Linked DNA regions of Mus musculus: region 1 is linked to region 2. A link is a contact called in ENCODE Hi-C or POLR2A ChIA-PET data. All regions are on one chromosome and are shown on one strand. The core of a region is the stretch at or near the end of the contact, and the rest is flanking DNA. Distances in the headings are between cores, read along the strand shown.

The links. Hi-C counts contacts between places; a loop is a spot of excess contacts on that map. ChIA-PET counts read pairs that join two places held with the same protein, here RNA polymerase II (POLR2A).
Region 1: a map of gastrocnemius shows a loop between it and region 2 (2.6-fold over the local background). The contact joins the promoter of Prkca here to the enhancer-like site in region 2. A Hi-C loop is called at or near these places in 4 of 37 maps with a recorded cell type or tissue (gastrocnemius, heart and left cerebral cortex). POLR2A ChIA-PET finds 5 or more read pairs at or near these places in 1 of 5 experiments (Patski).

Annotation. Positions count from the first base shown.
Region 1 is chr11:108,341,005-108,345,473 of GRCm38, forward strand. It overlaps Prkca (protein kinase C, alpha), which reads right to left and starts at 2,884. Exons shown (of 17, transcript NM_011101.3): 1 at 2,491-2,884. The coding sequence starts at 2,663.
Region 2 is chr11:108,298,083-108,302,798 of GRCm38, forward strand. All of the region lies in intron 2 of Prkca (protein kinase C, alpha), which reads right to left. Among named protein-coding and RNA genes, the nearest start is that of Prkca, 43 kb to the right of the region's middle. Within about 2 kb of position 2,564, at least 1 of the 3 ENCODE cell types and tissues checked has a DNase peak (open chromatin) inside an H3K27ac peak, as active enhancers do; it is gastrocnemius, where a contact is called at or near this core.

The sequences.
Region 1 (4,469 bases), core at 1,634-4,133, 43 kb after region 2:
GACAAAAGGGAGCTTGTGGTTTAAAAATTGGGGGTGGGGATGGGGGTGGGCAGGGGCTTACTTTTTAGTCCTGAAAACAAAGAAACTTTTTCTCCCTAAAGACAACCAAAAAGTAGCTTGTTAGAAGTTTGTTCCAAATAGTATGTGTCTAAGAACTGTCAAATAGTAGCACTGTTTACAGTTCATCTGGGCTGCTGAAGGAATCCGATTTGGTGTAACATCGCTGCTATAGCTTGTGTTTGAGATTATCTGTGGTCCAATTTTCACTGAGAACCACTGGCATTCAAAGTCTATACTGAGACTACTCTGCTCTTGTAAATCATTTTAGAGAATTGACTCTGTAAGCACAGAGTCCTGACATGGATATTTGACTACAAACACTGTTCCAGCAGAACACGCTGCATCAAAATGTTCTCAGAGGTGGCTCATAATCTCTTGCTTTGCAGAGCATTTTAAACTTACAAAGCACTCTACATTCCTTTATAATTATCTTAATGTCATCACCCTACCCCCCCCCAAAAAAAAAAAAAACCAAAAAACCCTAGGTTCAAATATTTAGCTTTAAAATACAAGTGCTTAAATACTGAAATTAAATTGCAAACCAAAGACTCATAGAAGCCATAATGAAAGAAACCAGAGAAATTAAATCCACTGCAAGATGGTCTTGGTGGGGTTGCCTGGCCATCCAACTGACTGCTTTCAGATTAAATGAGGCTCTTGTGCTTGTGTGGAGCTATTCAGAGCAGGAGGGAAAGGGAACCTTTCTCTTCACATCGCAGTGAAGCCGGTACCCTGAGGATCTCATCAGTTGGCCTGAGACTGGGTCTCTGGGCAGTGAGAGTGGAGACTGATTAGTGAGCTTGGTAAAAATGTACGTCGTTTTTCTAATGTATCTACTTCCTGTAGAAGTAATTATCACTCTGTCCCTTTTGACTAGAATCTCGCGGTTAACATGGGAGGCTGCAACCTGCCAAATGCAATATCCTCCCTTACCCCGGTGCTAGAGACTCATCTTAAGGAGCCTTATCTACCGTCACCCACTCCTTGAGCTTGATTGCTTCAGATGCTAACTACTCTATGGAGACTGTAAAGTGGTTGTGTTGTTCACCAAGGTGCCATGCTGAATGATTTCTTAAAAGAAAGGAAAAATCGGGCATCTTATTGGCACACTGATGGTGGGGTCCCCTTTTAATTCTCTTCTCTGGGTGGCCTGGATTCAGCACCATCTGTCCTATAGCCACTAGGATACCCCATTATGTATAAGGCTGACTGCTTGGTGTCTAGGTGCGCTTCGCCCCTTGCAGCTCCCTGCCCAGGAGGGAGCTAAGGAGCCCTGGCCATAGTTCTTGCTTCTAAGGTACTTCTTACTCCAAACACATGGACAAAAGAGTCAGGGTATCCCCAGGAAAAGCTGACACTTGGTGTTCAAAGTCGTGGGAGGGGGACGATTTCTAAGATATGATGGGGGTGGGGGGGACTGACATTTTGTAAATCTGATGAAAGCTGTAATTCTCTCACAAAAAAAATTTAAAAAGAAAAACATAAATCTGCATAAATCCAATTTTACCTAATTTCACAGGCTCCAGAGAGATAGATCCCTGAACCCTTCTTTTTATCAAGCCCCTCAGTTGCCAACGCTTGGCGTTCAGTGGAAATCACCTGAGCGCGGACACCTTTAGCCATTACAGTATTTTTCTTAAATAAGCCCTCTGTCCTCATCAACTGGGTTACAGGTTTAATCTCCTGTTGACAGGGTCTATTTTAAATGACTCCCTCTGCCCTCTGCCATTTGCCTGCCGGGTTAGCCCTCCTCCCCCACGGCAAGCTTTCAACAGTTTGCTGCCTTCCATCTCTCTCCCTCCCCTCTCTCCCCACTCTGGGCTCGGCCAGAAAAGTCAAAGTCTCCGTGCCCAGTAGAAACAGCCTACAGTAGGCAGGGACCCAAGGTTCCAGCGGAGTCCCAGCCCGACGCGAGGCACAAACACTCCCCGGAACGCGCCCAGCCTGGCTCGCCAGCAACTTGGAGCGGCGCGCCGCGGCTCCCCGCTACTCCCGGGCGTGTTTCTTGCGCGTCCTGGGGCCACTTTGACTCCAGCAATCTCTCTTTCCTGTCCCTTCGCTCCCATCAGGCCCATTGACCGCTCCGCTTGGTGACAGGGAAGACCTGTGCGCCCTAGGAGAGGCGAGGGGACCTTCCCCCTCATCCGAGTCACCCCGTGCAGAGCCAAGCGTCCCTTCAGGGCACCAGGGCATGCGTGGCAGCGCCGGGCCACTTTCCAGGGAGTGTCCCGCGTGGGTGCGCGCCTGTCACTCCTGGCGAGAGTTCGGACTCCGGCCAGGCACTCTAAGTTCTCGGAGGAGTCCTGGCCCTGAGAGTAAGGACGCGCCGGGGCTCAGAGACGTCCCCGAGCTTAAGTCCCGGGGACAAGCAGACCTGAGCCCCGGGGCAAAGGTGGCTCTTGGGTCCCCAGGGCTGCCGCGCGCACCTACCAGATGAAGTCGGTGCAGTGGCTGCAGAAGGTGGGTTGCTTGAAGAAGCGGGCGATGAATTTGTGGTCTTTCACCTCATGCACGTTCTTCTGCCTCAGCGCCCCTTTGCGGGCGAAGCGGTTGGCCACGTCCTGAGACGCCGTGGAGTCGTTGGCCGGGTAAACGTCAGCCATGGTTCCCCCCAACCACCTCTTGCCTCCGCCGGGGAGCAGCAGCCGGGGAGGGCCGGGGTGGGCGGGGGCGGCGGCCGAGGTGGCGGTGCTGATGAGGTGCGGTGGTGGCGGCGGTGGCCCGGGAGAGCCGGGCGGGCGCTGCGCTACTCGGAGCTGGGAGCCGAGCCGCTCTCTCTGGCTCTCTCCGGCTCTCTGGCTCGCTGGCTGGCCCCACGCTCACTGACAGCCCGGCGCCCGGCGCTCGCGCTTCCTACTCGCGGCGGCAAGAGGCGGCCCGGAGCGGCGCCGCCCACTGCGCATGCCCGGAGAGCTAGCGTGTGTATGTGTGCACGCGCGCGCGCGGCCTGGAGTAGGAGCGCGCGGGACGGGGACGCGCGCCGGGCGAGCCTTGGGCCTCTGCGCTCCGCTGCACAGAGCTGGACACGCAGACTGGGGGGCCCCTGTGAGCCCCGCCAACTGCCGAGGGCGGCGGTCGGGGAGAGGCCCTGGAGATGCCCAGCCCAGGAAGAAGCCGGGAGGGGCGGGTCCTTCTCCTCCGCCGCCCGCTTCTTTTTCCTCCCTTTTCCTCTGCTTCCTCCTCCCTCTTTTTTCTCCTCCTCTCCTTCCGCTCGTGGTGCCGGGCCTCCTCCTCTCCCCACCTTCCTCCACCCACTCACGCTTCTCTGCTCATGCTTTCCTCTTTCTGGGATGGAAGTTGTGCCCCGAAGGAACCCGGCACGGAGCGCTCCCCACCCCCACCCCCATGCCACCTTAGCAGGTACAGAGGTAGCTCCTTGTCTAGCTACCTGGACCCACAGGCATTTGGGGGTGGGGGGTTTGCTGGCTTTTTATCAGCCTCTTTCCCGTTTAACCTTTCACCTGACCAAAATGTCATTCTAGTCGTTTATGCCACTAAAATGCCCAAACCCTAACCCTCGCTCAGTTCCGAGTCGGTAAAAGGGAGCGGTTTTGAATAACTGATTGCCGGCTCTCTTACATCCCTTCGATCTTTGACCTGCAGTTCACCTGCTTATTATATAGATTTGTATGACAGTCGTAATAACCCGGTAAGATGCCAAAGGGCTTGCCCTGGTTTGTGATGTTATTCGTTGGCTATCAGAGCTGTGGTGCCCGAAGATGATCGGGCTCTCTTGATTTTACATGTCCAGAACCTTAACTTAGAAATCATTTTGCATCCTAAGCTAATTGCTGAAATACTGGCAGGTGTAGAGTTCAGCCAGAACATTTGTAAATTACCAAGTAAAACTGCTTGTGAAGGGGTAGCTGGAATGGATATGTATGCAAAGGGCGCACTTGGGGCTGGGCTGTCCGAGCGCCTGCTGAATATTTATTAGGTCTGCCTGGAGGATTCTAAACCTGGGACAGAGCAACCCTCTACCAACAAGAAGTTCATTGTCCCAATCGGCCTAGGGTGGTCCCAAACTCGAGGTAATACTCCTGTCACAGCTCCTGAGTGCTGGAATTACAGAGATGAGCCATCGCATCAGCTTCGTTTATTGTAGAATACAAATCCATTAAGACAATGTGCATACTTGAACTTGGACATGGTAACACCAGCCAGTGATCCCAAGAGGATCAGGAATGTAAGATCTCAAGTGCAGACTTTAAAAGAGGGAAATCGCCTGAAATACTAGCTCACAGCATATCCCATAAGCCACGAAGGACTATCCTTTTCCAAGATTGCCTAATTGTGACTCTTGACGAAAAGATAGCTTTTACATTTAAACAAGTGCAGGCAACTGAATAGCCATCAGTAGACCAGGCTCTTCACTGACCCATTTACAATCTGGTGAGCAAGTGTCTTAG
Region 2 (4,716 bases), core at 1,314-3,813:
GCTGCGGGACAAGGTTACTACCATCCTCCTGCCTCTCGGCTGGGGAAATGGGATTAGAGGTCTAAGAGGGAAGAGCTTAAGCTGATTAGGCAAGTGGGCAGTCCTGAGGGCAACTATGCCAGAGAATAAAAAGCTCCTGTGAGCCACTGTCCTGGAGAGGAAGAGACCGGAGCCATCCGTTCTAAGACCTGAGTTTGCGATGTATAATCTCAATCTTCTGTATTCAAAGTGGACTCCAAACGGCAGCTGCCAGCCTTAACTTGGCTGGAAAACAGATTCTGCACCCTGCAAAGCCAGATCAGAACATGTACCACTCCTCTATCCACTCATGGACAAAGGCAATAACGTTTATGAAGGACCTGCCACACTAGGCAGCGTGGATATAGCAACGGAGGACCTGGACAGACGTAGGAAGTTTAGTTTACAGAATTCATTTTTTAGCCCATGAGGTAGGATTGTAAGTTATAACAGAAGACAACTGAATTTCTCAACCTTGAGTCCTGATATTGGGATGGGTTGACTGAAGCAGCAGACCAATAGGCAGACAAAAAGGAACTCCAGAGAGGCACACTGAGTAACGTAGGCACAGGACCTGAGAACAAGTGCTCGTGCCCATAGCCCTGACCCAGAACTCTCTGGAAAAATGGATGCTACAAGTTCACTTTAGGGATTGCATGCTGAGATAGAAGAATCGCTCAAGATGGATTTTGCATGTTCATCGGTGAGCCTTCCTAGCTCAGTTACAAAGAGCCCATCGGTATTGAACGTCACAGCTCCCTGATTCGGCGTAAAAAAGCCAATCACAGAAGCTGTGAAGGCAACATCAGTTTAGCTGGACAGACAGACATACAGAGAGGTCGCAGCCACTGAGGACAGTTAGAGGGCTGAAGTGAGATGCTACCACCTGTTTCAAGACTACGGAAGTGGTCGGCCAGTGATACAAAGCTCACAGTGAACTGTGGACTACATGCCACCTTAACCCCTTCATTTCCAAATACTTTCCTTGCTCTGTTTACGTCAAGGCTTCAACTCTCAACTTGATACGGTCCAGGGTCTCCTAGGAAGAGGGAAGTTCAACTGAGGGACTGTCTAGATCAGATTGTCCTGCAGTCTTGTCTGTGAGATATTTTCTTGATTGCTAATTGGTGTAGGAGGCCCACCCTCTTGTGGGTGGTCCCATCCCAAGGCAGGGGCCCTGGGAAGCCACAGGGAACAAGCTAGTAAGCATCACAGGGAACTAACTAGTAAGCATCACAGGGAACTAGTAAGCATCACAGGGAACTAGTAAGCTGGTAAGCATCACTCCTCTGTGGCCTCTGCTTCAGTCTTTGCCTTGAGTTTCTGCCCTGACTCCCCTCTCAGTGATGAACTATAACCTGTAACTGAAACAAACCTTTTCCTCGCCAAACTGCCTTTGGATGTGACGGTTATTTATCCCAGCAATACAAAGCTAACCAGACCAGTTTCTGTAGGGGATTTCCTCAGCATTTACGGAACATAAGCCCCTTTTCTGAACCAAATGGCCCCATTGTAGGATTATGCTGGTTGGGTTATGGGCCGAGATACCTGTCACTGAGCTTGGCAGTGGGCCTAAAGGGAAGATCGCTGGGAGCAATCGGGAAAATTAAAATGAAAAGCATGATCAACAGCGAACCATCCAACACTTAAGCCACAGTAAAAGGCGCAGAGAGGTCTGATGTACGAGACGAGGATTTCAGTTGCGCGATGTAGGGCATCCGCCTTGAACCAGAGGGGCTTAGCTCGTTTATGCGGTTAAAGCTCCCAGCTGCTCTCTGCACTGCAAACAAGGTAGGGGGCAACGATTCACAGGCCAAAATATCTGAGAAGATACTGCGAACCCATCCCTGAAGAACTGCATGTAAGAAGTATGAGGGGCTTGGTGTAACTGTCTCATCTGTGAGAGGATGGCCTAGAGCACACCTCATTGGCTCACTCGCTCCCGTTTCCCTTCACAGCACAGCTGGAAGAAGAACATGAGCCAGATGTTCCTAGTCCTGCATTCCACTTGCTCTGGCCCTGTCCATGGGAGTTCCGCTACTTTGGCAGACTTACTGTCTAGACACCCCGCGGCAGAGACCTCTTGGGCCATCTGCAGAGCCCACACCTCACTAAAGAGTTTAGTTCATACACACAGATGAGTCCCTCGAGATGAGCTTCCGGAAGACGCCCGGAGCTTCCCAGAAAGAAACAGGAAAATAATGAGAACAAAGTTAGGTAGTAGCAGGGTGTTCATTCATCCGACAATAGGATTCCCCTGGGCTTCGTTCGGTCCTCTGGCTCCTCCTGTGTGGGTTGCATCCATTGGAGCAGGGTAGTGGTCTCATCCTTGAAGTCTCTCTCAGGAACCTGAACTGAGACTTGTGTCTTTTAGTACTAGAACTTCCCATCCAGCTAGGAGAGAGCTGGTATTGCCGCTTTAGACCTTAAGTAGAGAGAAAAGGCCAAGTACAACCAGAGAGAAGAAAAAGGCTGACAGAGAGGCAGAAGCTGGCAGGCCCTGGGGCCAGCAGGGCTCTGTCCTCTCTTTGTGCCTTGAGACACCCCCACAGTCTGGCACCAGGCCCTGCTCTTGTTCCCATAAACCACCCTGGGTATCCTTAAGTGAATCCTGATTATGCTGGCTTAAGTAGGCATTTATTACTTGCAATTAACAAGACATGGTCATAAGTTTAATCATTTAAAAGCTAGCTTCTAACAGTCTAGAGCCCTAGTAGAAAAGCTTCTAACACACACCTCTCTAGCATCCTATACTAAAGCACATGTATCTACAGTTTCAAAGTATGTGCTGTGGTCCCCATGGCCCCTTCTAAACCCAACCACATGTATGGGGGCAGAGGTGGACTCAGGGGAACGTCTATACTGTCTCCCTGCCCAAAGAGATGGCCCATAAAATCTAACCTTCCGCAGAGGCTTTTGTTTCTAATCCTCTCACTAAGGGGCCATCTTAGGGGCTTGAAGCACCAACACACGGACAATACATGTGCTGCTCAGAAGCAGGGCCGGTTGAACTCAGTTGGCATTTAGGGAATACACAGCTTCAAGCAACTGCCACCTCTACCCTGTTAGCTGGCATGCACCCCTAGCCTGGTGGAGGGGGGAGGGAGGCAATAAAAATAAGAACTGCGCTGACACTCTGCACTTTTCATGGCCAAGAGACTTGGCTGTACTGATTCAAACAGCTGTCTACCTACCTGAGTCCACCAAGTACCAGCTTTATCTCCACGTCATGGGGGGTGGGGCTTCTAGATGCTATGACAACCCGGTGGGCTCCGAGTTCCTTCCACCAAAGCTACACTTTAACAAGTGAGAAGAGATGGATACACACACAATGTTGCTGGCTAGAGACATTCCACACACTTGATAGAGAGCAACCAGAACAAGCCTCAGGTCTAGGAGCTGATGTAGCCTCATTTAACTCTAAATCTTTCAACCAACTGACCAGGACCACAAGTGTTCAGCCTCCCCAGTGAGAAACCAGGGATGTTAAGGCTTCATCTAAGTTTCTGTTTCTCTTCAGAAACAAAGAACCACCTGCTGTCTATTCGTTCAACCTTTCCATCTCCCACAGGCTCACCACTCTCTATTGAGGGGGCACAGATCCCTGGCTCTGTAAGCCCTGGGATGGGCTGAGCCCGCTAGGCATGCCAACATGTGGTGATGATCCTTGGAGCCCTTCCTCTTAGATCAGAAATGATGGGGGTCCACTGAAAATCCAGACTTTCCCCAAGCCTCCTGAATCATGGGATCAGAAGTCCCCAAAGGACAGAGAAAAGAAAATAAATAAGTAGAGCTGTCACAATGTATCAAGGCTGAGCTGTAAGGAGACTCCTGCCAGCACCTGAAAGGCCATAGCCCTGCGAAACTGGCCCGAGCTTTAGTTACAAGATCTTCTTTCACAGCCTACAGAGCACACCCCAAGCTCTGATCCCTGTACCCCTCTACCTGCCCATTGACAGGCCCCTGGGGTGGAGTTGTTTGGTTTTTTTTTTTTTTTAACCTCTGTAACTAAAGAAGATGATGGACCCACACGATAAGAGCACAGTGGCCTCAAAACCTCAAGTTTCCAATTCCAGAAGCTACGGCTCCGTTTTCATGTTTCACGAGTAGTAGACATTAACGAAGGCCCTAAAAATAAGAGGCCGTGGAGGCAGCCAAAGGAGACACGTAACACTCAATCAGAGCCTCTGTGAGAGGCAGAGGGAGGACTGCAGCAGGCTGGGGGTGGGGCAGAGGGAGGACTGCAGCAGGCTGGTGGTGGGCAGCCACATATTTATTTTCTGTGGGAGGTATGAGTTCAGTAACCCTGGAAATCAATAGCCTAAAGAAACTGCGGACACATGGAGGCTCCAGGAAAGGGCTCCCTCCTCTCAGAGCTACCCACAGGAACAAAGTATTTGCAGCCCAGGGCAGGGCGCGGGGGGGGGGGGGGGGGGGGCCTCTAGAAGGATGGCTGGCTTCTCTCTCCATCAAGCCAGGATAATAAAATCCAGGAGATGGAAGCCAGGTTCTTGGCAAAATGTTGCAAGAGAACAGCTTTGTATCCGAAAGATGGGTCCACCTGATAGGGTCTGGATTAGGGCTGGCTACTTTTTCAGCTGTGCCGGCTGCAGGAGTGATTTCAGCCTCATTGGGACAGGCAGAAACCAGCTGGAACTTGAACTTGTCTCCTTTTTTTAAATGAAGGTCTCAGCTAGA